3 separate regions of the Homo sapiens genome follow, and regions 2 and 3 are each linked to region 1. A link is a loop called in an ENCODE intact Hi-C map of the cell type or tissue named here. Cell type or tissue: PC-9. All regions are shown on one strand. Each heading gives the region's core, and the rest is flanking DNA. Links, peaks and the distances in the headings are about the cores only. Region 1 has its middle 5.7 kb from the start of KRT83. Region 2 has its middle 8.0 kb from the start of KRT7-AS. Region 3 holds the start of KRT7-AS (KRT7 antisense RNA 1).

What was found. Peaks named below come from ENCODE experiments on the same cell type or tissue, not always from the same donor. Only the 100,000 strongest peaks of a DNase experiment are listed, where the experiment ranks them.
Region 2: a loop joins it to region 1, with 5 times the contacts of the local background. A loop is called at or near these places in 7 of 110 quality-filtered maps.
Region 3: it touches region 1 in a loop (5-fold over the local background); 9 of 110 quality-filtered maps call a loop at or near these places.

Annotation. Positions count from the first base shown.
Region 1 is chr12:52,322,080-52,332,185 of GRCh38, reverse strand. No RefSeq gene overlaps it. Among named protein-coding and RNA genes, the nearest start is that of KRT83, 5.7 kb to the right of the region's middle. In PC-9, for the core only: a CTCF peak has its summit at 4,485 (motif pointing right); a DNase peak (open chromatin) is centred at 4,435; H3K27ac peaks cover 358 bases.
Region 2 is chr12:52,250,377-52,260,482 of GRCh38, reverse strand. It overlaps a transcript of KRT7 not described here and the pseudogene KRT87P. Among named protein-coding and RNA genes, the nearest start is that of KRT7-AS, 8.0 kb to the right of the region's middle. RefSeq lists enhancers at 7,546-8,046, 8,047-8,547, 10,077-10,106. In PC-9, for the core only: a CTCF peak has its summit at 8,197 (motif pointing left); DNase peaks (open chromatin) are centred at 3,786, 7,562, 8,213 and 8,704; H3K27ac peaks cover 3,121 bases.
Region 3 is chr12:52,239,165-52,249,270 of GRCh38, reverse strand. KRT7 (keratin 7) reads right to left here. Exons shown (of 9, transcript NM_005556.4): 5 at 7,635-7,799; 6 at 6,134-6,259; 7 at 3,639-3,859; 8 at 1,060-1,094; 9 at 350-680. The coding sequence ends at 511. KRT7-AS (KRT7 antisense RNA 1) reads left to right here and starts at 1,823. Exons shown (of 2, transcript NR_146274.1): 1 at 1,823-2,094; 2 at 2,803-4,228. RefSeq lists enhancers at 4,432-4,581, 4,632-5,061, 5,455-6,430. In PC-9, for the core only: no CTCF peak of the experiment used is centred there; DNase peaks (open chromatin) are centred at 1,720, 5,170 and 5,760; H3K4me3 peaks cover 1,234 bases; H3K27ac peaks cover 7,773 bases.

The sequences.
Region 1 (10,106 bases), core at 1,315-9,314:
TACAAAGGTAGAGAGGCATGATCAAGAATGACCCTTGGAGAAGTGCAGTTGAGCATAGTTGGAACAGAGTGTTTCCCTGCAGCGTGACGAGAAATGAGGTTGGAAACAGGCCAGGACAGGACACAGAGGCCTGTGTGCCACCCCTAGGAGTTTGGACTTTCTCCTGTCAACAGTGAAGAATTTTCAATTCTTCTGTGTGGTAGTGACACAAAGAAGTGGGTGGATCAGGATGAATGAATTGATGGATGGGTGAGAAGAAGGAGAGACTGGATGCATGGCCAGATCAACTAAGTAGTGGGGTGAAGAACAGATTGTGGAGCATAATAAATTAAGCAGGAAACCCAGCTAGCAAGCCAACACATGAAATGAAATGAAAAATTACATAGGCCTGAGCTAAGACAGTGTTGGAGGAAATGGAAAGAACCACAAGGTATCTAGAAGGCCCATCAATTTATTGGATGTCAGGGGAGAGAAAAGGAGTGGTCCAGATGATGGTTCTCAGGTTGGCAGCTTGTGAGAGAGACTGGGAGGTGGTACAATCTCACTGCATGGAGAGCAGGAGGAAGTGCAGGCATGGTATTTGTGGATGTGTGTCCGAGCTCAGTTTTGGGTATGCTGAGGTTGAAATGCCCATGGGACATTAGATGGAGAAGCACAGAAAACACTAAGTTGTATCAAGTATGTGTTATGGGCAGAATGTGCTCGGTGCTTTCCAGGCATCAGTTTGTTTAATCTTCCCAAAACCCAGTGTGGGAGGGTGTCAGCTAGGATGAGCTAGGCTATTTAGTGGCAACAAACAGCCCTAAAATCTCAGTGGCTTAAAACAACATTGCTTTGCTTCTAACTTATCCTCCAAATCCACCATTGTGGCCTAAGGGCTTTGCTTCTTAATAAACTTACTCCAGGTCACTGGAACAGCCATGATGGAGCAACCACTCCCTGGAATTTTTCCAGTTGCTGTGGCAGAGGGACAGAGAGGTCTGGGGATCACACACTGACAGTGCAGCATCAGGACTGGAATAGCCTAGGACGAGCTAGGCTATTTATCACTTTTGCTCACACTTCATGGCTGGAGCCAGTCACACCAAAGGGCAGGGAAAGGCAATCCTGCCATGTGCCTGGAAATGGGGAGACCTATAACTATCTGGTGGCCAGGCTAACGACAGCCTCCAGAAGATGTAGTATTCTCACTCCAGAGGTCACTAAGGCACAGCTAAATGGGTTGGTCACCAGCAGGTCAGTACAAGAGCCAGCTTGCCCAAGGCCAGTCTCCTAAACCCCACATCACTCTGGCTGACAGTCCAGAGGAAGCTGGATGTGACAGCACAGCACCTGGGCAGATGGGAGTCCTCAGTTGCCGCTATTCCCCATTTAATGACAAGCACTCAACACATCCCACCGCAACAAGGACGATGGTTGGCATTTGGAACACCTCTGCTGAATGCCTTTCAACTAAGAGCTTGCTATTAAGTGAACTATGCTTCCCTGGAGGTTGAACTTAAAGCCATCTTGCCATCTGTATCAGTCCATTCTCACGCTGCTGTGAAGAAATACCCGACACTGGGTAATTTACAAAGAAAAGGGGTTTAGTTGACTCACAGTTCCACACGGCTGGGGAGGCTACAGGAAACTTACAATCATGGCAGAAGGCACCTCTTCACAAGGCGGCAGCAAAGAGAATGAGTGCAAGCAAGGGAAATGCCAGACTCTTATAAAACCATCACATCTCATGAGAACTCACTCATTATCACAAAAACAGCATGGGGGAAACTGCCCCCATGATTCAATTTCCTCCCACCGGCTTCCTCCCACAACATGTAGGGATTATGGGAACTGCAATTCAAGATGAGATTTGGGTGGAGACACAGCCAAACTGTATCACCATCCAAGGTACAGTTTTGTGTCAGGAATAAGCAGGTAAGACAACAGAATGGCAAACACAAGCCAAATGCCCTTCTCTGGGCAGTACACCCAATGTCATGCCCTCCCTGTATACAGTATAAGTCAATTAAAAGCATCAAGATTGACCACAGCTCCTCCTGAGCTGGTTGAGAGGATTAAATGAGATAATTGTGCAATGTATTTAGCACAGTGAGTAACATATACTATACTGCATGCTCAATAAATGGTAACTTCTACTGTTATCTCCACCTTAGGGTCTCACAGACATCTCAAGCCAATGTGAACTTGAAAATAGCACAGACTATGGGGTCCTAATTTAGCATGGCTACAAATTATTCTACACATCTCACTATCTCTGGTTTGCAGGACAAACTCAGGGTCATTGTGCAGGCCAGATGCAAAACGTCATAATCAGTGAAGCGCTGTACCACAGTCGCTATCCTACTGGCTGATGCAAAAATGAGGCAGCAACATAGCAAGAACAGAGTGTCATAAAAGCAGAAGCTTGCACAGGATGGTCCCTGAGAGCCCATGGGGGCTGCACCGTGGTCTCTGTGACCCTGAGCCTCCAAGTAAACTTCATGTTATATCCAATGCACTTAATGCAGCCTGAAAGCCAGTAATTCACTTTAGAAATATGTTTGTCCCCACAGAAGAGTTTTGAGTGAAACTTCATGTATTTAGTACCTTATAAAGTAACACCTCTTTCTCTCATAATTCTAGATCAGTAGAAGGTCCCTGTCTGTGAATTAGAACCCTGCTTCTAAGATGCTTCCAAAGTAAGTGAGACTGATAGCTGGGGGAGAGGACAGAGAGCCCAGGGCAGAATAAGAGCTTTGACCCAGGACAAGAAGGGGGAGGGTGCAGCTACACCTGAGGCAGCATGGAGGCAGAAGCAGTGTTTCTGGGATGCAGAGTTCTGAGAAGAGAGTGTACAATGACCAGGCTGAAGAAAGGGGGTGTCTGAGAAAGCAGCTTAGAGTCTCCTGCATCTGATGGGGAAGGGAGACACAGGCTCTTCTGATTTCTAGGGTGAAGAAGTAGACCTAAAATCCTATGGATGGCTATGTACAATAAACTAGGATATTCGCTGTGGTATTGTGTGAGGAAGGGGAGAGCAGATGCATTTTTCCTGTGTTCCCCGATTTGCAGCCAAGGCCTAAAGCTGAGCACAAGAGGTTGTCAGCATCCCTCCTCTTCTAAGACAGCTGCACACACATGGTCACCACCCCTCATAGCCATAGGCCCAAAAGATGGTCTCAGAGGACAACTGAGATGGAAGAGCCATCCAGCAGCATGGAGGGCAAGATGTGGCCATATGTTGCAAGGCAGCACCAGGGTAGGGGACCTTGTGAAATCAACCCTCCAACAACAGGCTTGTGGGCCACCACCTAAATTTAGAGGCAGCCACGGAGCCTGCTGCCCTAACAAGCTATCACCTAGGCAGGGAGCCCTGCCTGACAGTCCCTCCCCTGACTCAATACATGCTGCAAATCTCAAAAGAGAAGGAAGGTGGAAGTGTGTGATGAAAAGACCCCCATCCCACCAGGCCATGAGAGCCATAAATATGTTAGTTTGGGCATGTGGAGAGGTGGCCTAGTGGCGGGGGGAGACAGAAGAGGTTTAAATGGAGCTAAAACTGAAAACTTACAATGAATTTCGATTGTCTTAATTTCTGGAATGATGCCAATACTCAACAGTGATTGCAAATTATGGAATCCAGGTAAGTCTGTTCCACTTTACTACAGCAGTTACTAAGTCCTCAAATTTAGTAGCTTTAACAACCAAATTTGTCTTACTTGAGGACTGCAGTCCGAGCAGGGAGAGCTCATTGTGTCTGTTCTAAGGAGCTCCTGCACCCTCAGGCAGCACCCAGAGACTCACAGCGTCCGGAGCAGTGGCCACCCTTCCCCTGCTGCTCAGACCCATGAGGGGAAGAGTGGCCAGCCCCAGCCCCTCACTGCTTCCAGAGGACACTGCTGGCCCAGATAGCACCCAGAGGGGTGCTCTGTGCACCCAGGTCCCTGAAATCCTGCACTGTGAGTGCTCCTGAGGAGAGCAGGATGGGTGTGCATCTCATGGGAGTGGGTGGGGTGCAGGGTGGAGAGGACTTGGGAGGTGCTGAGCAAGGCTGTTGGGGGACCGGGTTAATGTGTGGGGCATAACCAGACAGGTGGAGGGTGACCAACAAGCTCAAGCACAGGGCTTGGCTTCGGGTTCAACATAAGGCCCACTTCAGGTTGCCCAGCCTGGCTAAAGCCTCCCTGTTCCTGGAGGGATCCAGCAGGAGTGGTACAGCACGGAGGGTGGGGTGGGACATGACGCCCTCCAGGGCTACCCCCTCCAATCGTTCAGAAGGCTTGTGGGAGGAGTATCAGAGACGAACAGGAAGAAAACCTTGGCCCAGAAATGCTTGTCATTACCCCGGAGCTGGAGCTCACCCAGCTTCATCACACCTGCATGGCATGCATCCATTTCATAGACCGAAACCCTGAGTTCTGTGGCTCAGAGAAGCCATATGAGTCATAGCTGTGCTGCAGAAGGTGCCTTAGAAAAGATGTCCTGGACTGCCAGGATTGCCACAATGTTCCCACCAGAGGGCACCCTAGCTTGGCATCAGGAGGTACCCAGTGCTGCCATCTAGGAGAGCCCTTTTCCTACAAGAAGCCCTCCTATGTTGATCAGCGTGGAGTGTGGCTTTCGTGGCTCTTCCCTGCCTGGAGTTTTTCACTTTCCCAGGGGCTTCTCTACATGTGCTCAGCACTCGGCCGTGTACCCCTCCGTGGGCAACCCACCGCCTCCACCCCAGACATTAACTTTCTAAACAGATCTTATGAGCCAGTCTCCCCTCCTCCAGCCCATTATATGCCTTCGCAGCTTTAGTTCCCAAAAGCTCCACTTTCAAGATGCATCTCCCCAGGCACCAAAGGCTCAGCAGAAGACATCTGAAGGCTCCTGGGCCTGATTTTCAGGCTGGCCCCAGCAAAGCTCTCTAACTCATCTGCTAGGGTGCCTCCAACTTCCTTCTGCTACACATAATGCCACAATGAATAACCTGTTCTTTGCATAAGGACTGCTTTCATATGTGGGGTTGGATTTCTCTCAGGAGTGCGAGTGCTGGGTCATTTACACATTTACACATGCCTGAATTCACTGAACAACTCTACGTTGCTTTCCAGAATGTCTACACCACCCCACGCTCCCAACCACAGTGCCCCAGGGTTCTCATCCTCCCACCCCTCCACATCCACCTTTCTGATCCTTGCCATTCTGATGGTACAAACATAACTTGTGGCCTGATCTGCATCTTTCTAAGGACTGGGGGCAGTCATCATTTCTTCATATTCCTATTAGCCATTTGGGCTTTCCCTTTGATGAACTGTCTATTCAGATCCCTGACTAGCTTTCTACTGGATTTCCTTTCTTTTACTTGTGGATTTGCAGGCATTCCTTATATATATAGACGTTTCTTATACACACACACACACACACACACACACACGTATAAGGAATATATATATATATAAATATATAACTTTTCCCAGGCTATCAACTACCAACTATTTTTTTTTCTGTGTAGTCTTTCGCTAAACTGGAATTTTTCATTTTAATGTGGTCATGTCGATCCATTTTTTACCTGGTCTTTATTTTCAAGGTTTGCTTAAGAAATCTTTCCCCACCCATAAGTAAGGACATTCTCCTACATGGCTTCTGCTTGCCTTTTAGCTTTATCTGTCCTGGCCTTTAATTCATCCGAGGCTTCCCATGGGACATGGTATGAACTAAACTCCAGCTCTATGCTTTCCATACGGTGTGTCTATTTTTTACAAATCTCACCAACTGAATAAATGGCCCTTTGCTTGTTGCAACCCTCATTAAATACCAAGCTTTACTGATGGGAAGGGGCCTGTTGTGAGTGTCTGTGCTGCTCCATTAGTCTATCTACATATTGCTGCACACTTTATTATTACTATTTTATCTCGAGTCCTCAGACTTTCCTTTCCTTTTTCATAACTGGCTTTGCTATAAATAAACTTTACTCTTTCAGAAAAAAATTAATTTTATCAAGTTCCTCAAAATAAATCCGGCTGGAATTTTTGTTGGGTTTGCATTGAATTTGCCAACTAATTTAGGGGCAATTTATAACTTTAGAATGCTAGGTCAAAGTATTCCTGAATATAGCATAATTCCATTTAATCAGATTTTGTTTTTTATTTTCATTATAGAGTTTTATATTGTTCTCCATAGACATCTTGTGCATACTTTATAAAGTTATATAATACTTTATTGTTTTTAATCTGTCTTAGGAATGACATCTTGTTTGAGATCTTGTCGCCCAGGCTGGAGTGCAATGGCGCGACCTCAGCTCACTGCAACCTCCGCCTCCCGGGTTCAAGCGATTCTCCTGCCTCAACCTCCCAAGTTGCTGGAACTACAAACGTGCCTGGCTAATTTTTTTGTATTTTTAGTAGAGACAGCGTTTCACCATGTTGGCCAGTCTGGTCTCGAACTCCTGACCTCAAGTGATCTGCCTGCCTTGGCATCCCAACATGCTGGGATTACAGGCAAGAGCCATTGTGCCCAGCCATATTTTCCATATATTTTCTGATTAGCTGTCACTGATAAAGAAAAGCACTTTTGATTTTTGTAAGTTGACTTTGTAACTAGCAGCACTGCTCAACTTTTCCTGTTACTTCTACCGTGTATCAGTTGACTGTGTTGGGTTTTCTACACAGCTGATCCCATTGTCTGAAAATAATGGCAGTTCTATCTCTTCTCTTCCAATTCTTACAGACATTTCTTTTCTTGGCCAGGAATTCTAGTATTTTACAGCATGGCCTTGAGAATGGACACCTTTGTCTTGCTCTCAGTCTTCATTGGCATGTGCCTCAAGTTCATCCTTTAGGTGTGACATCCTCTAAGCTTCAACCACGGTATCCACCGCCCTGTGAACACGTCTGTGCTCTTCTTCCATTCATTGCCTGGCATTGCCTCCACCCTTCTGACCTTTCCAAACCCCTCTATCCTTCAAATCTCAGCTCAAGTCTGACTTTTCCTACAAAGCCTCTGACTGCTCCAGCCCAAAGCAAGCTCCCACTCCGAGGAAGAGGAGTCTTGAAGAACTGCTTCATCCAGAATACAAATTGTGCATACTTACAAATCTGCCCAACTACTTTGTTGGATCCTTGAGGACGGGGGCTGTGTATTAAATCTCTCTCCCTCCTCTTCGGTACAGAGAACTTGCATAGTAAATAGTAGTGAGTATGTGAAGGTGCCACATCTTATCAGCTCTGGAGGTGTGTTGTGAGTTCAAGGCCAGAAGGCAAAACTGGAGGCATCAAAGAATTCTTCCTGCCTGGAGCAGGAAGCCGCATGCACCTTCCACCCTCCTGGATTGCGTGCCTTCCACGGGCTTCCCATGCACCACCCCAGCTCATCTTCGCAAAGGCCAAAAAGGCCAGTATTAGAATCCTCATTTTTCAGATGAAGACACAAGGTTTACAGAGATTAGCTAAAGCATCACACACACACAGTGACTGAAATGAGAGCTGCAGCCATATTTCCAGGACTCCCAGATCTAATGACTTCACTGCAGCAGGCTTCCCATGGAAATGTCACTTCCACAGCCAGGTGAGCAACAGACCTGTGGCCAGGCACACCTGGAGAAGACCAGAACAGTCCCCTTTTACTCAACGATTTCACCTCCAGGAATTTGTTTTAAGGAAATTACTAGACAGGTGCCCAAAGATGTGTTTACTAATGTTCATTTCAGAGTTGTTTATCAAAAATCCATTAAGAAGGCACAAAAAATGTGAAGCAACATGGATATTAAGGCAAGAAAGAAGTGACAAAAGTCAGAGTATCAGAGTGTCAGAAACCCAGCAGACAGGCAGGTAGACACCAGAAAAGCACACAGGAATAAGGCCAGGGGGTTGCACCCCAAGAGAGACAGGTGGGAATCTGAGGACCAGATCAACAGGGCAAGCGGTCATTCCTCCAGGCCAACCCAGACCAGGTGTGAAGGGCAGGCACAGAGTCCAGGCCCTGGTGACTGAAACAGCCTGTGGCTCTGCCGGACCCTTTATGGGCCCATGGTTAGGGCGGGAACCAATCACAGCCTGGAGCCCAGGAGGGAAGAGGCAGCCTGGGGATTTGGGTGCTGCTGTCTCTTTGTCAGCTTCCTGTCTAAGTCTGTTTTCAAGGGACTCCTGGTCTGCAGTTCTCTTTGTTCTGAGCCATTTACAAATAGATGCTCTAATTAAGGCTTTCTGAGGCGGCAATGATTGCCTTGTAAAACTGCTTTCTGCTTACCCAGGAATGGTACTCTGCATCTCACTAGCCGTGTACACTGTCCCTTTGCAAGGCCCTGCCAGGTGCCTGCAACCAAGACCCAGTCACCCTGCTAGCACAAAGTGAGGTGGGGGTGGCGCTTCCCTCCACCAGGCACTCGCTCGGTCCTCCCAACCTCCAGCAAGCTGTGGATTACCATTTATATTTCACAAGTAAGGACCCTGGGGGAAAACGCCTGTGCCATGGCACAAAGCTAGTAAGAGATATAGTTGGGCTTCGAATTGTGTCTTTTTATCTCCAGGGTCCATGCTATCTTCAGAGCCAATCAGGGCAGGGGTGGGCATGGTCATGGCTCCCCCATCCCAAGGAGGTCATGTGTCTACACAGAGCCCCTCGGTGGAGGGGTCCAACATGATCCAAGCCTGCTGGATTGAGACAGATGAGCCAGGTCAGAAGACAGCAGCGCAGTTTCCAGCATCGTGATGGAGAAATGCTTCACAGAGGGTTCACTGCCCTGCAGTCCTCAGCATTTCACCAAGAAACAGATCCCCCATAATCATTGGATATGTGTGGAGAGCATTCCAGGTGCTCACTGGTTCCAGTGTGGGTGGGTGAAGAGCCTGGTCTTTCTTGGCTGTCTAGCAGATGTTTGACCCAACCAAGACTGAACATGACAGCACCAGCCAGCCCAGCCTCCCTCAAAGATGCTCCCAAAATCCCACTAGCCACTCAGCTGCAGTCAGCCACCCCCAGGCCCCCCAGGTACCCTCAGGCTGTGCCTCCCTGGTGTGTCTTTCACACCAGGATCCCCTATCACACAGCCCACACCCCCAGAGTTCCTGCCCCAGACACAAGACTCTGGAAGCCTGTCCACAGGACCCAAGAAGAGAGGCTAGGAGAGTCCTTTTTTTGGATCCATGGCAGATGTCCAGCTCCCTAAGAGATTTCAACAGCACCATCGCCTGCCCTCCCTCAGGCCCACAGAAGATGGGCCCCTCTTCCATCATCCCCAGATCCCCACTCTGGGATATAACTGGCCCACTCATCCTGAGCGGGAGTGGGAAGGGCAAAAGATGAGAGTCACAGGAGGGTTACTATTAGCCCAGAGTGGGTCAGTGTTGGGTTGTGGCTGGGTCAGGACACAGGTCCATCAGTGGAGTCCTCCTCATCCTCTCCTGACGAAAGCAGTCCAGAGATGTGTGTTTGGAAGGGTTGATGGGCTCAGGTCCTCGGGTTAAGGCAAACCTCCTGGCTCGGTCCGACTGTCCATCCATCAAAGCCATTGCCTGTCCTAACCCAAAGGAACAAGGGCCCAAAGTAAGAGAGCTTGGCTTTAGGAACAGCCACATGAGCTAGCACCCTTCTCTCACCCAGTGTGTTCTCTGAGGTGAGAGAGTGATCTCATTTAAGGACCCTGCTGATGTCCCTCACCTCCCGCACCTTCCCTCCTTCCTGGTGAGTACATACACCCCAAGACCCCATCACTGAGCTTCCCTGCTGGGAACCTAAAGAACACCAATCAGCCTGGACATTGTGAGGGCCTTCCCCCCATCTGTGGCTTCTCATCTTTCCCCCTAGCCAAATGTTGGCTCCCCCACATGCATGCTACCTCCAAACACCCCAGGTCTCTGTAGGATTTCCAGAACCTAGCACAGTGGCTAGTGCATAGTTGGTGGGCACCAAATAAGTATTTCCTGAATAAATGAATAAATGAATAAATGAATAAATGAATACACATAGTCTAGTCTGCAAATCAGAGCCAGACTCTTTTCTGGTCATCTCTCAATCCTGTACTACCCCACCCCAATCCTCCTCAAGCCCAGGTCCCCACTCTCCTCCATGAGTCCCTGGAGCTCTGAGGTATTCCACACTCCCCGCTCCTGATCCCATCAGCAATGACACCTGGAACTCTG
Region 2 (10,106 bases), core at 1,887-9,886, 72 kb after region 1:
AGTAAAACAGTGGGCCTTAATAAGCACGTTCCTTTCCCTTCAGGTGCACTAAGATAGAGAAGCTAAAAGCAGACTCGGGGGATATGCCTGAAGCTGCAGAAAGATGTATGGGAACAGACACACACTTCTCCCTCCCAGATAAGCACAACAAAGACACAGAAGCAGTCCAAGCCTCTTCTAAACTCTCCCACCCTGAATCCTTAAAAAAAAACTCTTAGTCTGTAAGAGATGTGCCTCTGACCTAACTCGGCCAGACACCCCTCTTAGGTTTGTTTTCTCTAAAATAAACCTGTCTTGACTGGCAAGCCACCTTTCATGTTTCTTTCGTCTTTCTTTAATTCTTACACTGACTCCCAGCTGAAGCCGGGGCAGGGGCACAAGCCTGTGGGGTTGGGCTCCAACTTCTACAGAGGACTGAATGAAGGTTGGCCTTAAACTGCTACAAAACAGACCAAGGCTGGGCCAAAGGAATCCAAGCCCATGAGAGTGCAGAAAAGACAGGAAAAGGGGTAAGAGGAAATGCGATGCCAGGCAGCTCAAAGCCAGGACTGGCTGTGGTGACCTCTGGAGTTCTAAGATTTAATTACTGCTTTCACAATAATAACTCATATTTAAAAGCAAAGGAAGCCGAGGGTGATTTGCATGCTTCTCTTTAATGCTGGCTGCTGAGTGCACACTCCTGGTTTCCTCTGCCAATAATTGGACACATAATTAACTTCCTTTATAATGGATTATGGCCTTCTAGAGTTGGTGGCCATGACCAAGCCTCAGTTGAGGGGAAGGCCTTGGATCAGGCCGATTTCTCCAAGGGCCCAAAGCCCAGCAGCAGTCTGTGCTCCTGCCGCCAACAAGAACTCAACCCTCACTCAGCCCCCAAAGATTCAGACCCTGGGTGAGACCATTGTGGAGGAGGGCTTGGAGGAGGGGTGGCCTTTCAGATTCCAACTCTGCCCCTCTATGGATCCTTCTATGCATGACCTTAAACAAGTCACTGGACCACCCTGAGCTCACCTTCCCAATCAGGTAAATGGGCACAATAATACCAAACTCAGAAGGACGCCCTGGGAGCTAGAGGAAATAATATGGTATAAAAAGGCCTCAGCACAGTACTAGGCACATTGCGGGCACTCCATGAATAAAACTCCCTTCCCCTCGCCCAAGCAGAGTGGAGAGGGGTACAGGAAGGAGGGACGCTTACGAGAAGAGGAGGTATGAGCTGAGTCCTGAGATAGAAGAGAAGAGAAAGTTTTTGCCCAAAGGGACACAGGATGAATGATAAATTAACAATAGAATAAATAGAACAAATAATGAATAAATAAACATTTACACAGTTCTTATTAAGTGATAGGTAGGGCCCTAAATGCTTTCTGGTCATTATCTCATTAGATCCTGGCAACGGCTCTCAGTGCTTACTATTATTATCGCTATTTTGCCTGTGAGAAAACTGAGGCTCAGAAAGGTTATTCAGCTGCCCAAGGTCATGACATGAACCTGCGGGACTGACTTCAGAGGCCCCACACTCTCGACACACGCACACACTCGCCCCACACACGGTGCCCGCTGCGGGGGACCGGGGCTATGGGACTGGGACCGAAGTGGAGGCCGGATCCAACAAGGCAAAGCTCGGAGTCCCGGCGGAGGGGCGGACAGGTGGAGGGGTTCCACTCGCACTGACCGCAGCGCACGGGCAGCGGGGCTGACCAGGCGCTTCCCGGCCCCATAAAACTCGGGCGGGAGGCGAACGCCGTTTTATGCAGGCGGCCGGGCGGCCTGGCTCGCTTTCATTCCCGGCTCCGCGAGGCGCGAGGGCCGAGCCCTCCAAGCTCGTAAACGCCTTGGCCGCGAGCTCCCTCCCCGGGCCCGCGGGCCGTCATATAAGGCGCAGCGCCGGCTTGGGGTCCAGCCGCCCGCCCCTGCCGCCACCGCACCATGTCCTGCCTCTACTCCCGCCTCAGCGCCCCCTGCGGGGTCCGCGCCTTCAGCTGCATCTCGGCCTGCGGGCCCCGGCCCGGCCGCTGCTGCATCACCGCCGCCCCCTACCGCGGCGTCTCCTGCTACCGCGGCCTCACCGGAGGCTTCGGCAGCCACAGCGTGTGCGGGGGCTTCCGCGCCGGCTCCTGCGGACGCAGCTTCGGCTACCGCTCCGGGGGCGTGTGCGGACCCAGCCCCCCATGCATCGCCACCGTGTCGGTCAACGAGAGCCTCCTCACGCCCCTCAACCTGGAGATCGACCCCAACGCACAGTGCGTGAAGCAGGAGGAGAAGGAGCAGATCAAGTCCCTCAACAGCAGGTTCGCGGCCTTCATGGACAAGGTGGGTGTCCTGGATCACACCTTTCCTGAACCTGGAAGTCCTGGAAGGAGATGGAAATTCCCAGTGGTCTCTCTAGAAATGGGGAATGAGGATGGCTGATATTTTATATAATGTTAGGCGGTGCCGGCCCATCATATTAAATAACATTGAAACACGTGGTAAGAAAATACATCTTCTTTAATGTCTGTTTCAATCCTTAAGATTAGGTGGGAAAAAAATATCACTGGATGCTAATGTTTTTAGCATCTCTCTAATACTTGCTTCCCTCCTGCTTCTAATAAAGAGAGCAAGCCCCGGCTTCAGAACTGTCTAGGACAACTGTTTCTACTAGAATTTAATGATCTGTAATTTCCCTTTATGTATGCCTAGTAATGATGGTTTTGCATCTCTGGTGGCCATATGAAGTTACTCTTTTAACCCCATACGTGTAAATGTTAATTGAATCCACTTATAGATAAATTAGGAGTAAAATAGTATATGGGATGGCAAAATCCTGAAGTCAGCCTTGGGTGTACACAGAAGAGAAAGGAGGCAGAGAGAGGGTGAGGGGCTGGCCCAAGGGCCCACAGAGAGTGGGTGCCAGAACAGGGTTCCAAGCCCAGGCCCTCTCCAACTCTCCAGCCCCTGGGCTAGAAGGTCCACAGCTTGGGATCCCAGCTGCCCCACTCCCTCTAGAAGGGGCTGGTTCACCTCAACAGGCACTGCACGCTGGAGAGGTGACCCAGGAGCGGCTCGTGGAATGGACACTGGCCCAGGAGCAGGCCACCTGGCCTCCATGCTCAGTTAAGTTCCTCTACTGACGCATTGTGTGGCACTGGGCAGAGGCTTCCCTTCTCCACCCCAGTGGCTTCCTCACCAGGGCTGTGTGTGGTGCAGTGTGTGAGCTGGCCATGACTCTGAAAGGGAAAATGGGGCCCAAGGCAGCCATGAGACCCCATAGCCAGGACCACCTGAAATTATGCCATGTAATATCAGCAGTCCCCACTCCCCATGTCTGCAAGTTCCAACCTGGGAATTCCCAGCTGCACTCATGGAGTTGGATGAAAAGGACCCCAGGGCTTAAAGGCAAGGAGACATCTCAGCTCCAGCTCAAATGTACGAGAAGTGGAAAACTGGAAGCCAAGGGCCCTAGTTTGTTTGCTGACATCCTTTCTGGCCAGCACAATGTATTGTTGCCATGTGTTCCTCCAGTTTCAGTGAAATCCAGGAAAAGCGTACAAGCCTCACTTCCCTAGGGTCCTCACCCTCTCTGTTTTCCAAAACCTCCCCCCATTCACATTACATATGTCTGGCCCCCAGAGACATATGACACAGTGTCCAACATAAGAATTTAGGCCACCTAGGACCATGCCCCACACTCCCCGATGCCTCTTCAGGCCCCAGGCGTCCTGCTTGGTAAGAGCCTAGCCTCTATGACCTCCCCAGCTAGGAAGCCCTTCCCACCTTGACCATCTGTTCAATCAAATGTTCACCAAGCCAAGGGCTGGCTATGAGGACATCAATAAATAAGCCATAGGCCCTGCCCTGAGGGAGCTTATAGTGAGAGGCATTCTCCCTACTCTATCCCTCCCAACACTGCTCTACATTCCTTTCCTCCAGGAAGTCTTCCCTAATTGTCACTACCCCCTACCCCCATCTGTCCGCCGCTAGCCTGACAGTAACCCAGCACAGCCCACAGGCCTCTCAGTCTGTCGCTCATCCCATCCAGGCCCACCTGGACAGACCCTCACTTAGCCCTGAATAAGCAATTATGAAACAAGGATTCTCCAGCTGCATCCTCAGGCCAGGAGAGACCAGCAGGGGCCATGTGGTCTACCCCTTGCCTCTGCACATCTTACTGCCAGTTCTGTCTTGACTCTGGCTGTTCCCCAAGGAGGGCTGGGGATATTGGCTCCTCCAACCAACATTTCTCCCACTTCCACACCAGGTGCACTTCCTGGAGCAGCAGAACAAGCTGCTGGAGACAAAGCTGCAGTTCTTCCAGAACCGTGAGTGCTGCAAGAGCAACCTGGAGCCTCTGTTTGAGGGCTACAACTCTGCGACGGGAGGCCGAGTGCATGGAAGCCAACAGTGGGAGGCTGGCCTCAGAGCTCAACCACGTGCAGGAGGTGCTGGAGGGTTACAAGAAGAAGTAAGTGCAGTGGGAGGAGGGTTTGGAGAAATTAAATGGGATTAAGTCAAAGTATGATAGATTTGGGTTCGACCATAAGAGGAACTTCCCAACAGGAAGAAAATAGTACAATAATCCTGTGGGGTGGGGGGAATTTCTTTTCTAGACTGGGAGTTTAAACATTGGAGATTCTGAACTGCTCCAGCTACTTCATCATTATGTTTATTTCATTAATTCATCAAACATTTTATTGAGCATCTACTCAATGTTGTAGGTGCTATGTTGGGCTCTGAGTGGGAAAGGAGTAAGGAAGTAAGAAGGAGGAGAAAGGAGAGGTACCAGAACTGGGCAGGGTTCCTGCCCCAAAGGAGTTACAGCCCAGAAACAGAGAGGAGGTCTTCGAAAATGTGCAGGGCCCCCACCCTGACCCACATCAGGAATGAAAGTCCCTGAAATAGAAAGAGCTTTGAGTAACATGGGTTGGTTTGAATGCCCAGAAGAAAGGGATGGACAAGTTCCCTTCAGTCCAACACTTTTTTGATTCTTGTGACCACCTCCAAAAGATCCAGTTCCCGGAATGTGTTTGCCTGTGCCTTCATTCCCATTTTTTTTCCTCCCCAGATCTGAGCCTTGTGTGTTTTGTCCCCAGGTATGAAGAAGAGGTGGCACTAAGGGCCACTGCTGAGAATGAATTTGTGGCCTTGAAGAAGGTGAGTGACCCCAGAATCCTTGTCCCCTAACTCAGAATGGAGGCCAGAGACAGAAGGGTCCTAGACCCAAAGGTTTGAGCTGGGAGACCTTGACTAACATCAGGCTCTCTGTAGTTCGGAGAGGTGGAGGGACTCCCTTAGAATCACACGGCCCAGCTTCTTTCTGTTCCTTTCCCCAGTGCTCCAGTGCTCCCTGGGTGCCTCTGGCAGCAGAATACACTGCCTGCTTCAGGCAGGGCAATATTCTCCCCCATCTGAGGTTGCTGCCATATAGCCACCAGATTTTCACCTCCTTCGGCCCTGCGCCTGGCATAGAGTAGGCACCCTGTAAATATTTGCGAGTGAAAGAGCAGGTGAATTATAGACAATGGCTGCATCCTCAGGCCAGCAACAGCTCAGAACCACAGGCAGGGGCAGTGACCGTCATTCCTTGCCTCTTAGACTTGACTCTGTACAAGTGCCTGGACTCTCATTAGGCCCTTCCAGCCACCTCCATATGAGGAAAGCAGGGGTTATTGTGAGAAAATGAGGTGCAGAGGTTAAGGGGGCTGCTCAGAGTGACACTGACTTGGAAGGGACAGAGTTGAGCCCTGAGCCCTCTTCTGACCACAGATCTAGATTATCTTCCATGAGATTCCAGAGCGGAGAGGGGTGGGGCATCATTAGAATTTACCCACTGTACACCAGATCTTAAGTTTTGGTGATAGTGCATGACATGGATTCTAGAGAAATCATCCCAGTGGGTGCCAGAGGAAGTACCTGCAAACCTCAGTGTCCCCCTCCCTTACCCAAACCTGCTCTTGACGCCACTACTAACTGTATAAGGGGCTTCACCAAGGCATGATACCAGGCACTGGGATGAGCACGTACAGAGGGTTTCCAGGGAAGCTGCTCAGCCTGATGGGGTGCCCCTCCCTGGTAGGAAAAAAACAAGGGTTCTGAATTGTCTCCCAGTGCAATTCCTGTGCCACCTTCTCCCCTTTAGGATGTGGACTGTGCCTACCTGCGCAAATCAGACCTAGAGGCCAACGTGGAGGCCCTGACCCAGGAGATCGACTTCCTGAGGCGGCTATATGAGGAGGTGCGGGGTCACAAAGCAGCGGGGCAGCAAGGAGGATATGAGTTAGACATTGGAAAATACTTGTCACCATTCAGCTTCTGACCCTATGGTGGGACAAGGGGAGAAACCCCAGGCAGGTTCACCATGAGCAGGTGAAGAAGTGTGGCTTGACCTCCCACTGCCATGCCCCAGGCAACCTGGTGTTCCTGGTTACTAAAGTGACAATTGCCACAAGGTGGTAAACTCTGGTCCTAGACCCAAAGGTTCAAGCTGGAAGGTCCTGATTAAAATCAGGCACTGGGCCTCAGACATGGACTCTCTACCTCCAAGTCCTCTAGGCTCAGGACTCTGGGCTTGAGGAGTCCTGAGGGGGTCCCAGGGTTGAGGTGGAAGACTGTAACTGGGAGGGTGGGGCTTCAGACATCGAAGAAGCAGGGAAAGGGGACAAGGGATGATGATGAGGGTGGGCTACCAAGAGTAGGGCTCTGGTCTAAGAAGCTCTTGCCACTCCCCATCTCCTGCAGGAGATCCGCGTTCTCCAGTCGCACATCTCAGACACCTCAGTGGTCGTCAAGATGGACAACAGTCGGGACCTGAACATGCACTGTGTCATCACTGAGATCAAAGCTCAGTACGATGACATTGCCACCCGCAGCCGGGCCGAGGCCGAGTCCTGGTACCGCAGCAAGGTGAGTGGCACAGGACACCTGCCTGCTAGACATGGCAGTTGGAGGGATGCAAGGTACCTATTAAATAGGCTTCCTTTTCTGGGGATTCTGGTCCCTACGGATGGGAAGATAAGGGCTGCCTCTCTGAGGTTGGGGTAGCAGGGCAGGACTGCCATGTGTGGTTGCACAGGCTGAGCACTGCACAACCTGCACAATCATCCGTGGTGTCCTGAATGGATGGGAGGTCCCACCCTGAGCCTCATAAGCAACTCTACTTCCCCAGTGTGAGGAGATGAAGGCCACGGTGATCAGGCACGGGGAGACCCTGCGCCGCACCAAGGAGGAGATCAACGAGCTGAACCGCATGATCCAGAGGCTGACAGCCGAGGTGGAGAACGCCAAGTGCCAGGTATGGGAGCCCAGCCCACCCCTCAGTGTAGGAAGAGAGTGGGGTTAGCCCTCAGGAGAGGGATTTGGGTTAGACCCCTTGCCAGTGTGTGGGGACAAGGGCAAACACCCAGCATGAGGACAGACAGCCTCCTCCATGGAAAACGTTCTCCATTCTCGCTGAATGGAGGCATTGGGGCAATATGGAGGGAATGAGGTGCTTCCAAGGGCAGAGTGGGGCAGAGGAAATAGCACCAGTCTAAGGGGCAGGAAACCTGGGCTCTCAAACAAGCTCTGCCACTAGTTTGCCATGAGACTTGGGAAAGGCATTTAACCTCTCTGGCCTGTTGTTCTAGATCAGTGATCACACATTCAGACATCAATGGGGTTAGTAAATGAGCGAAGCAAGCAAGCTGTTCCCAAGGCACTTGGGTATGATAGGGACTATGGTAAACTGGAAAGCACAAAAGGCAGGGCTAGGCAGATCCAACTGAGGCAGGCCATGCAGAAATGCAGGTCCAGTGTGGCCAGATCCTCTGATCTTTTGAAAGAAGCCAAGAATTTCAATTATTGTGTTAAATTTCCAAAATTGAAGACACTGTGCAAACATGCCTGGGAGCACTAATTTGCAACCCCTGGCCTAACAAATAGACAAGGCCTCTTTTTCTTCTGCTAGTCAGTGGTCAGTGGTTACCTGGCCTCTGACCCTGAAGCCAGAACAGAGATCCTTAATAACCCTCCCTTGCCTCCCAGAACTCCAAGCTGGAGGCCGCGGTGGCCCAGTCTGAGCAGCAGGGTGAGGCGGCCCTCAGTGATGCCCGCTGCAAGCTGGCCGAGCTGGAGGGTGCCCTGCAGAAGGCCAAGCAGGACATGGCCTGCCTGATCAGGGAGTACCAGGAGGTGATGAACTCCAAGCTGGCCTGGACTTTGAGATCGCCACCTACAGGCGCCTGCTGGAGGGCGAGGAGCAGAGGTGAGGACCACAGCTGTGGGGAGGGTGTCCCCTCAGTTTCCCCCAGGCAGTGCTGCAGTGCTTCAACACCCAGGAGCATGTCTGCATATTATTTACTTGGAATGTGCATCAACGCTAATTGGAGGAGAGAATTTGCAGGTTAAACAGATTTCACCAGCTTTGCTCCCCACAACTAATTTCTGTCTCTTTGCTTTCCCTATAAGGTTGTGTGAGGGCGTTGGTGCTGTAAATGTCTGTAAGTAATCCATTTTGTGGGTCCTGAAATAACAGCTTGGGGTTCTGGGCAGGCAAACTTTTTCTTAGAGCTTCAGATAGTAAAAACTTTAGGCTCGTGGGCCATGTAGTCTCTGCCTCAACTGCTCCACTCCGTTGTCATGTAAAGCAGCCACAGCCAAAGGCAATACTTGAAGGAAGCGGTATGACTGGGTTCCAAGAAAACTTGATTGACAAACAGGAAGCCTGCATGTGGCCGTAGTTTGCAGACTCTAAAAGGAAAGATGGAGTGGGGCAGTGAGTGCTTATAGTAACTTAATTAGCTACAGTCATGTACCACATAAGGACTTTTAGGTCAAGGATGGATGGAATATAGGACAGTAGTCCCATTAGATTATACCATATTTTTACTCTACTTTCCTAGGTTTAGCTATGTTCAGATACACAAATACCTACCATGGTGTTACAGTTGCCTTTAGTCTTCAGTACAGTCACATGCTGTACAGATTTGTAGCTTAGAAGCAACAGGCTATGCTATAGGGTAAACTTGTCAAACCCCTGACCAGAAGGCTGCATACAGCCCAGGACGGCTTTGAATGTGGCCCAGCACAAATTTGTAAACATTCTTAAAACTTACGAGATTTTCGTGTGTGTGATTTTTTAAAGCTCATCAGCTACCGTTAGTATTAGTGTATTTTATGTGTGGCCCAAGACAATTCTTCTTCTTCCAGTGTGGCCCAGGGAAGCCAAAAGATTGGACACCCTTGGGGCCTGGGTGTGGTGGCTTACACCTGTAATCCCAGCACTTTGGGAGGCCAAGGCAGGTGGATCACTTGAGGTCAGGAGTTTGAGATCAGCCTGGCCAACATGGTGAAACCCCGTCTCTACTAAAAATAAAAAAATTAGCCGGGCAAGGTGATGGACACCTGTAATCCCAGCTACTAGGGAGGCTGAGGCAGGAGAATCACTTAAACCCAGGAGGCAGAGGTTGCAGTGAGCCGAGATCGCGCCACTGCACTCCAGTCTGGGCGATAGAGAGAGACTCCGTCTCAAAAATAAAAATAAAAAATAAAAAAGGTTGGCCACCCTCGCCACAGAGCCCAGGTGTGTAGTAGGCTACAACATGTAGGTTTGCGTATGTGCACTCCATGATGTTCGCACAATGACAAAATCATTTAATGCTGTATTTCTCAGAACATGTCTCTGTTGTGAGGCGAAGCATGGCTATGTCTGCCTATAGAGAGGACCTGGGCTAACAGTGTATCAAGGACGCCTGAGGCTAAGACTGCAGGAAGGAGTGCCCATGTGAGGGTTTGAGGGGCGCGCATAGAAACAGAGGGGAGAAGCTCTGAGCAGAAGGGGCCTCTGGCCGCCAGGAGACTGGGCCCTGTCCTCCCCCTCTGGCAGGTGTCAGCAGCTCTCGCGGCGGGGTCTTATGCGGGGACCTGTGCGTGTCGGGCTCCCGGCCGGTGACGGGCAGCGTCTGCAGTGCCCCCTGCAGCGGGAACGTGGCGGTGAGCACCGGCCTGTGTGCGCCCTGCGGCCAGAGCAGCGGCAGCGGCCGCTCCGTGCGCTTCGCCTGAGCGCCCCACTTTGTACCGACGCCGCCTCACCAGCAGCAGCCTCTGCCTCCAGAGGCAGCCCGGAGCTCCCACGGTCCCCAGACGTGGGG
Region 3 (10,106 bases), core at 859-8,858, 82 kb after region 1:
CTCCTCACAAAAGGAATGTGCTCTGGCAGCTCTGGGCATGGGGGGAGGGAGGCAAACAGCCTTTCCACCCCCTTAGCAGGGCAGCCCTCCAAGGCCCAATTGCTGGCAGAGCCTGCATTTCCCCGTGGCTCTTCTGGGCTTCCTCAGGAGAATCTTTGGGATCAGCCCCAGACCTGGAGGCCAAGGCTCACCCTAGGTAAGCGTCCTGCTCCTTAGAGCAGCACCCCATCCCACCATGTGCCTTCTCAGTCTCCTGCACAAAAGGCTTCCTAGTCACCAGGGAGACCCTGCCTTCTCTAGTCCCGTCTTTTCCCCTGCCCAGCCTCATGAAGCCAGGATACCAGGCACGTGGATCACTCAGGCCTCAGAATGAGGCTGCTTTATTGGAAGCTATTCTGACATCACTTTCCAGACTGTCTCACTGTCTTGGGACCAGGCATGGGAGGCAGGGGTGGGAATCTTCTTGTGATTGTGGGTGGTGGCTGGAGGAGTGGAGTGGTGGGAGGCGGCTCAGTCGCGGGCACTCCTGCGACTGGCGGATGCGGTCCGGATGGAATAAGCCTTCAGGAGCCCAGGACCCGCACTGCTGGAGAAGCTCAGGGCATTGCTGCCCATGGTTCCCCCGAGGGTCAGCCCAATGCCACCGCCACTGCTACTGCCACCAGTGGAATTCATCACAGCTGGGAGAGAAAAGAGGAGGGCTCTCTTCAGCGTGAGGCTCCCTACCAGGGACCCCATCCCTTCACTGCACCCCACCCTCCTGCCCCAGCTGCCCCTCTCCCTCACCCCTGCCCCCCTCCATGGGCCAACCCAGAAGGAGCATCTGACAGGGGTAGGGCTGCTCCCCAGGTGCTCCTGGCCCCACCCTGCCCTCTTGTAGTGCTTCCCAGGCCATTGAGCCTGGCAGTATGTGCTCCAGGGGACCTGTCAATCCCTGTAGAAAGGAAGGAGTCTCCTGGCCCCTCCAGCAGGGCCCTGGGCCAGTCTGCCATTCTCTAGACCCAGCCCCATCTAAACAGCACAAGGGATGCTTCCCATGGGCCGCAGCCAAGGACTTACAGATATTCACGGCTCCCACTCCATCTCCAGCCAACCTGGGGGCAGAGGACAGACAGTGAGGACGGCTCTTTCCTAGCGTGGGAGGGAAGCGCTCTCAGCCCTCTCTCCTTCCAGGCCCCAAGCAGGATCATTGATTTTTCCTTCTTGCCCCACACTTCCAGCCTGCCTTCAGCCTTGTAAAAGGAGCGAGGAGGCATGCAGGAAGGGAGTGTTCACCTTGGCCCTTCTATCCACTGGCCACCTGACCCCAGGCAATGTCTCAGGGCCTCCATTTCCCACCTATGCCTTGGGCCCAACTACAGGACCAAATTCATGGGCCTGTGAGGGTTAAATGACATAATCTGTCTAAAGCCCTGAGCACCTGGGATTCGGTGAATGGTAGCTGTATGTGTTATTTATGTAGATGGCTGCCTTTCCTCACCGTATCATAAAATCCTAAAGGTGTCTGTGGCCTATTGATACTTTTATCCCCAGTATGAGGCCTGGAGAAGTCATTGCTTAATATATGTCAAAATAATTCGTGAATCGTTGACTGATTGAATGGGGCTCCAGCCAGGACTAAGGAAGGAGCAGGGAGTGGGGGTGGCTTTAAGCAGCCAGTGGGGCTGAAACAGGTCTTGCAGTAGAAATTAAAAATCCATTCGGGACAGCTGGCTATGTTTGTTTTGTGACTCACAGTCCCATTGTCACCAAGGCCTTGGCCTTGGGGATCAGTTTGCTCTGTGGGGGCAGGGAAGACCTCGCTTTGGTGGAGGGAATGAAGGGAGCCTCGCTGGCCTCTGCGGCCCCAAGCCCAGGAAGCAGGCAGAGCAAAGGCTGAGGGAAAGAGAGAGGTTTGCTGAAAGCTTCCAGGGGGCTTGCTTAAATGGCCCCTGCTGGTGCTGGGAGTTGCTGGCACTTGTGGGTGGGGAGAGGGAGCCAGGTTGCAGTCAGGCAGCAACTCGAAGAATTTCTGGTACGATGCCTAAGGAACTCAGACGGAAGAGGCCTGAATGTCCAAGGCTCTAGTGATCTGTGTGACTTTTCTCATTCTAAGTAAGTGGGGTTTTTTTGGTAACTTTGTATTCTTAAAGTAGGCCTCCCAGTTTGAATGAGTTTCTGGACCACAACTCTGATAAGTTAAGAGATAAAAGCAAGGTATCTACCTCCATATCCCCCCAGGGTTGGGGGAACCATATCCTCTCAGAGTACCCGGATCTAAGCCTGGTTACAGCAGCTCAGACTGAGATTAAGCTTTCAGAAGAGGATGTCTCTGCGTGCTGTGTGACCTTGGGCACACTACTGACCATTTCTGAGCTTCAGTCCCCTTTTCTTCCCATGGGAGGAAGCCAGATCAGGTACCACTCTAAGAGTCCCCCAACTCTGACTTCTATGACAACAGAAGGCCCAGGGTATGGGTTGTAGAGAATTTGGGGGCCCTGTGCCTGTGGGAGAGGCGAAAGCAGAGAGAGGCATCTTGGCTGGAGCTCCCTGTGCCCAGATCAGCTTCTGTGTTCCCAGAGACTTTTGGTGTTAATTCTTCTTCCCACAAAGAAGACTGGGTGCTAACCCAGGGAGAAGGCGGGTCAGCAGCAGGGGCAAAGCCCCTTCCTCCTCCTCTCCGCCTCCTACTCATACCCTGCGGCCCTGTGTCTCCTCTTCTCCTCCCAGCACCCAGGCCCTCGGCCCTAGCACCCCTTCACTCCCCATTCCCTTCCCTGCTGCTCCATTCATCCTCCGTCATGTCTCTCTCTGGCCCCTTAGGAATAATACTCAGAAAAGAATAAGTTCTTGTATACACTCAGCATTTTACAAATGTAAGTTACTGGTCTCTGGGGGTTTCCTCTGTGGATGTTTTGTCTCCTCCACCCTCTGCAACCTCCCTGAGGGCAGAAACATGTCCTACGTATTCTCTGTTGCCATGGTGTCTTATAACAAGCCAAGAATGAAGAGGTTGAGTTCGAACCCAACAATATGCCCATGAAGGCCCAGCTGCATAGACAGAGGTGGCATGCGGTTCATGAAGAATGTGCTATCAGACTCCCCCATTCCAGCCTCCTCTCTGACTGCAAGTGAGTCTGCAAATATCTCTGGGGACAAACAAAACGATCCCCCTCCACCACAGTCAGTTAGCCCCACATGATGTAGCACTTAGTTCTGTAGTGAGAAGCAGCCTGGCGTCCTGGAAGATCCTTGGAGCAGGAATCAGCACACCCTGACTGCACTCTGGCCCTATTCCCTCAATTAATGAAACTCAACCACAGCTTTCCCCTCTGGAGACTAAGGAATCAATCGTCTCTGACCTGACTACCTGAATGTGTGCTGAGGATCAAATATGATAACCCTAAGAAGCCGCACACACAAAGGGACTGTTATCATTTCAACCTGCCCACTGAGCTTCACACTCCATGGTCTTTCCTTCTAGAAGGTCATCTCATTGAAGGCAAAGAGGCAAGCATCAGCTCTGTGTTCCCTGCATCCCCACACCCAGTGCCCTGCAGAGGAGGGGCATACAGGAAATGCTTGTAAATGGATGAATGTCAAGCCCCAAACCCCACGGAGCCCTAGAAGCATCCCCTTTCCAGGTTCCTTGTCCTCACCGGCTCTCCTCGCCCTCCAGCAGCTTGCGGTAGGTGGCGATCTCGATGTCCAGGGCCAGCTTCACGCTCATGAGTTCCTGGTACTCACGCAGCTGCCGTGCCATATCCTGCTTGCCCCGCTGCAGGGCGGCTTCCAGCTCCTCCTGCTTGGCACGAGCATCCTTGAGCGCCAGCTCCCCACGCTCCTCAGCCTCGGCAATGGCGGCCTCCAACTTGGCACGCTGTGGGCAGCAGTGCAGCTGTAAGCTGGGGCTCACCAGTCTGCCTTCCTGCCTGCCCATCCTGCAGTGAGCACCCGGGCAACTTGCTTAAGGTGGCTTCATTGGCACCACCTACTCCCCCAAGTACCAGAGAATCCTAAGGGTTAAACACATAGGTTTGGATATCCAACGCCTATGTTCCAGTTCTGGCTCTGCCACTTACTAGCTGTGTGACCATGGATGAATCAACCCTGCTAAGCCAAAGTCCCCTCTTTTCTAAGAGAACATCAGGAGATTTTGAGGATGAAATGAGATAATATACAAGATGTCCGTGGCACAATGTCTAGCACACAGCAAGTGCTTAATAAATGCTATTGTGATCATTTTTAATGAATGCTATTATGATTTTCAAACCCCCAGTCCCCCAGCCCCAGCCCCCAGCTGCAGGAGCTCGAAGACCATGGGATCTTAATTGAGTCTCCAGATGTCAGGCAGCTGACAAAGACCAGAAACCACCTATAAAATAGGAACCAGTTGAGAGCAGGCGCAGAATAGGAGGGCCTGGAGCAGAGAGACCCTCCTAGATGCCCCCAGATGCCATGAGATGCATGACTCACAGTCCCCGGGTTTGGTCAGGGATGCTCTGGTTCCAGACCTGTGCCTGCCTGGAGCAGCTGCCACTTTCTCCCTGGCCTTAGAGTGCCCTCTGCTTTAGGCTCAGCCCCCACTGCCAGGAGCCTGAATAGTCCCAGGCCTCATCTTGTTTAGCTCAGAAAACCACCATCCCTGTCCCCTGGGCAAGGACTTCTCTCCCTTCTTACCGGCCATTCTCTATCCTCAGATCCTCTTCCCTCAGTGGAGGCAGTCTGCCTCTCTGCCAGAGACAGCATTCCCCAGGAGGCCCTCTGACACTCTGCCCCTCGGCCACAGCTCGGTGCCCTGCCCTGTCACACTGGTGCCCCCAGAGCCAACGCCATCCCCGCTGCCTCTGGAGACCCCTTGTAGCTCCCCATGACGCCCCTCAGTGGTGGTAGACACCTGGCTATAGGCCTGGATCCGCCCTGTTGTGTGAGAGGAGAACCGGATGTAGTAGAGGCTGCAGGGTTTGGGAAACCACCATTTGTTATTCTGTGCTTCCCCTCCTGGCCTGGAAGCTGGCCCACTTCATGGGGTGACTCACGGCCCTGCCTCTGTGCCCCAAGGCAGCCTCCGCCCTCCTGTAAACAGGCCCACAGGGCTCCAAGGGGAGGACATTTGTGGGTAAATCACCCTCACATCCCCCCACCACCCACAGCTCATCTGGAAATCAGCTTTCCGAAGCTTCCACATGTGTGCCCTCCCCCTCTCTCCACTGCAGACACCTGCACAGGCTGAGCTGCCCTGGCCACACACTACTCAGCCAGGGCTGGGGGCCCTTCCCCCATCAACACCTCCAACCCCAGCTTCCAGCAAAGCTCATCCTCCCAGGCAGTCTCTCATCTGAGACCCGTGCCCCTGCCATGTGCCAGGTGCTGGAAGAGAGGAGCAGTGAACCAGACAGACAGGGTCCCTGCTCTCCAGGCATCTGTTATATTCCAGTGGAGGTAGGGACCATCAATCACTTAATGAATAAGACAGAACATTTCAGAGAGTGACAGGGGCTTCAAAGAACTTCAGACAGGCTGCCGATAGAGGGGCTGGTGTTTGAGAGTGCCGTCTCTGAGAAGGGGTCTTTTCCTAAACCCCAGGGAGGAGAAAACAACAACCATGGACAGAGCTGGGAGAACCACATTCCAGGGGGAGGCAACGCCAAGTGCAAAGGCCCTGAAGCATGACCATTCTTGGCAAATGCAAGATGCAGGAAGCAGGTTAGCATGGCCAGAGCAGAGTGAGGGGAATCGTGGAAAGTGAGGTTGGAGTGGGTGGGAAAGGGCCATGTGAGTCATTATAAGGTCTTCTGCTGTCCTCTGTCCCTGCAATGAATGATGAGCTCCCAGGGACAGCGCCCTGCAGCCAGAACCAGGTGCAAGCAGAGTGCTCAGTATCAATGTGGAACCAGTGGTGGCTTTCTTCTGGCCAGCCAGCCTGAGTCTCCCTCCACAGGCTCTGTGCACATCCAGGACCTTTCTCCCATCAGCCCATGCCAGGACCTGGCCAAGAACATTCTGTGCTGGAGATCTCACAAGGGGGTCTGAGACAGTGGCACCAGCTTTGGCCGGGAGATGGGAACCTCCTGCTCCACATCCTGAGTTTGGCCTCAGCTGGCCACCCCTGCATGCCCCAAGTAGCAGGGGAAGCCAGGAGGACTTGTCCCACCTGGTTCTTGATGTTGTCGATCTCAGCCTGCAGCCTCTGGATGGCCCGGTTCATCTCTGAAATCTCATTCCGGGTATTCCGGAGGTCGTCCCCATGCTTCCCAGCCTGGGCCTGGAGGGTCTCAAACTGGAGGGGCCATACAGAGAGTTATGGCAGAGAGATGGGCAGTGAGTACAGGTAACTCATCCCTCTCCCCACCCAAGGCCCCTCCCAACTTATATTTTCAGGGAAGGACAGTCTGACTCCCATCAACCTTTGCCCGATGCCAGGAGACCAGACAGCAGTGTGAGGAAGGGATTCATTCTCCTCCAAGCCAGGCAGGGAGGACAGACAAGGCTCCGCAGTCCCATCCCCATGGACCCCAGGGCTCTTCCACTCCCACCATGCCCTTCTGCTGGAGAATCACTGAGAGTTTGAGATTCGCACCCATTCAACACCCAGAACACCCATTTCACAGGTGAGGAGAGTGAGTCTTGGAGAAGAGAAAGCACCACCCAGGGATCACACAGCCAATCAGTGATGGAACGAGGGCCTGAACCCAGGTCTTCTTGTTGGCATACTTGTGTTCTCACCCAGGCACCATGAATGACTCTCTATCTCTGCAGGGGCAGACCTCTCAATCCTTGCCTCGGGATCCCTTCTTCAGGAACACTGGTTCACCCCAGCACCCACTCCTGCTCCCTCAGCCCCTGCACCATCAACTGTCCTGCCACCATGAAGTAGATGTGATGATTAAGCCTCCCAGGTCTAGGGCCCTCACATTCAGGATTTAGTCCCTGCTCTTCCATCTACTAGCTGTATGCAGTTAGGCAAATTACTTAACCTCTCTGTGCCTCAATTTCCTCATCTTTAAATGGGGGTAATAGGCTGGGTGCGGTGTCTCACGCCTATAATCCCAGCACTTTGGGAGGCCGAGGCAGGTGGATCACCTGAGGTCAGGAGTTTGAGACCAGCCTGGCCAGCATGGTGAAACCTCGTCTCTACTCAAAATACAAAAAAAATTAGCCAGGCATGGTGGTGCACACCTGTAGTCCCAGCTACTCAGGAGGCTGAGGCACGAGGATCACATGAACCAGGGAGGCAAAGGTTGCAGTGAGCCAAGATCGCACCACTGCACTTCAGCCTGGGTGACAGAGCAAGACTCCATCTCAAAAAATAGAAATAAAATAAATTAAATTAAATAAAACAAAATGGGGGTAATAATGATGCCTATCTAATAGGGCTGTTCTGTGGATTACATGAGTCAATAATTACATGAGCCTAGTACTGTGTAAGTACTTGCCATATTTTAGCTATTATAATGATTAATCCATATCTATTTCCTCTGCCCTGTCCTCCCATCTTGGGATTTTCTCCAGGGCTGAGCACCACAGACTTAAACCACTGGTGCCTGCCAGAACAGTGGGACCCAGGCCCTGAAGGCTTGAGACAAGTTGAGGAGTAAGGGAAGCTGCCACCAAGGACCCTGGCAGGAGGAAATACGCCCCTGGTGGCCTCACACCTTGGTCTGGTACCAGGCTTCAGCCTCAGCCCGGCTGCATTTGGCCATCTCCTCATACTGCGCCTTGACCTCAGCGATGATGCCGTCCAGGTCCAGGGAGCGACTGTTGTCCATGGACAGCACCACAGATGTGTCGGAGATCTGGGACTGCAGCTCTGTCAACTCCTGTAGGGACCAGACGGGACATCAGGACTTAGGGCAGGATCCTATGCCCACGCCCACCCTGGGATTCCCCACTCACAAAGGAAAGAAAAGAGAGAACAGCTGGGAGTGGGCTGAGTCACCAGGCAGCAAGGGGGCCCAGACCCAGCACACATTAAGTTACTTCATTCTGCCCACCCTTGGCTCCCTGAGGGCCCATTAGCAGTGTCTCAAACGAGAATCTGGCAGGGTTAAAGGGGATAAGGAAAGGGACAGTGTGGTGCGCTGTGGTGACTTCTCACTGTGAGGTTCTGTAGGTGCACGAGCTCTATTGTGAGGGAGGCCATGGGGAATGGATGAAATTATCATATTCCACCATGCTACAGAATACTCTGCAGTCTGTACACCGATGATATGGCTCCAACTACCTGTGGGGAATATGCCCATGGTATACTGTTGCATTAAAAAAAGCATGATGCGTTCTCACTCATAGGTGGGAATTGAACAATGACATCACTTGGGCACAGGGCGGGGAACATCACACACCGGGGCCTGTCGGGGGCGTGGGGGGAGGGGGGAGTGATAGCATTAGGAGAAATACCTAATGTAAATGACAAGTTGATGGGTGCAGCACACCAACATGGCACATGTATGCCTATGTATCAAACCTGCACGTTGTGCACATGTACCCTAGAACTTAAAGTATAATAATAAAAATTAAAATAAAGCATGATGCTATTTTTATTGAAAATGTATATTTCTATATCTTTATGTATATGTAAGCACAGAAAAGTCTGGAAAGGTAGACACAAAGATGGTAGCATTGGGTATAAGTAATCCATTTTCTTTTTTTTTTCTTTTTTTTTGAGACAGAGTTTTGCTCTGTCACCCAAGCTGGAGTACAGTGGCACAATCTTGGCTCACTGCAACCTCCACCTTCCAGGTTCAACCAGTTCTCCTGTCTCAGCCTCCCGTGTAGCTGGGATTACAGGCACCCGCCACCATGCCTGGCTAATTTTTGTATTTTTAGTAGACACGGGGTTTCACCATGTTGGCCAGGCTGGTCTCCAACTCCTGACATCAGGTGATCCACTCACCTCGGCCTCCCAAACTACTGGGATTACAGGCATGAGCCACCACGCCTGGCCAAGTAATCCATTTTCAATTTACGATTTACTTAATTTTTTGGTTGTTTTGCAATGAGTATGTATTACTTTCACCATGAAAACAACTTTATATATATACACACAGGTGTGTTTACACATAAATAAACTAAACTTTCACCATGAAAAGAAAACTTTATATATATGTGTGTGTGTGTGTGTGTGTGTGTACACATGTGTGTTTACACATAAATAAACCATGTGATAGACCCAGGAAGACCTGAGATTAGAAGTGCCTGAAGCAAGCCTCAAAGAAACTTCCCCTGAAATTAATGAATCTGTGGACATTTGCTCTGAGGGGCTGGTGGAGACTGGACGTTCAGGCAAAGACTAGGCTGAAGAACTGGTTTGTAATTAACCTCACAAGCTAATTATGCCCAGCCTAGCCTCTGCCAGGTGACTGGCCACCCTACCTTCTGCCTAAGGCCAGAGACTCACACTGATGAGAGTGGAGAGATTTTTAAATCCCCTTGAAGAAAAAGAGCTGGAAACCCCGGAGGACAAGGGTGAGAGGGAGAGAATAAGAAGGGAAGGGAGGACATTAGAGTGGTGAGTTGGCAGGCAGCTACCCACCCAGCCCCTCTGGGAGTAAATGCTCAGGCAATCCAGTCTCTCCTGACTTGGGCTCCCCTGCTGGCCCTACCTAGCCCACCTTTGAACCCTGTCACAACCTGGAGTCCCCTGACCTCCTCCTGGTTCCTTCCAGTCCCACCCAATCCCCCTTCCTTAGAAATGCTGCGATCATCCCATGTCTCTCCAAGGTCAATCCTGATTGACTCACCCCCACCTCCTCCCGAATCCTTAGCCTGTCCTGAATTCCTGAGTCCAGAAGGGATAAAGGGCAGGATAAATCCTCGCAACCCCTGATGAAGGAAATAATGTATATAATGGTCCATTTCCAAGACAAAGTGCTTTAAATTGGCTTAGGTCAGCAAACTACAGAAGAAATAGGATATACTAGCCCTTTGCTTGAATAGCCAGTGCCTGCTTGTCAGCCCCCAGCTTCTCTTGCCCTCACCTGAACCAAAGAAGTTTAGTCTAAAATGAAGGTTTTCTAGCCTGCAAAATGGCTCACTTTTTCTGTTCTTATCAGCCTGCCCAGCTACTTAGGTCATAAGTCAAATACTTAAAGAGCCCTTGAGCTGACTAGGATTGCAATGCATTGTAG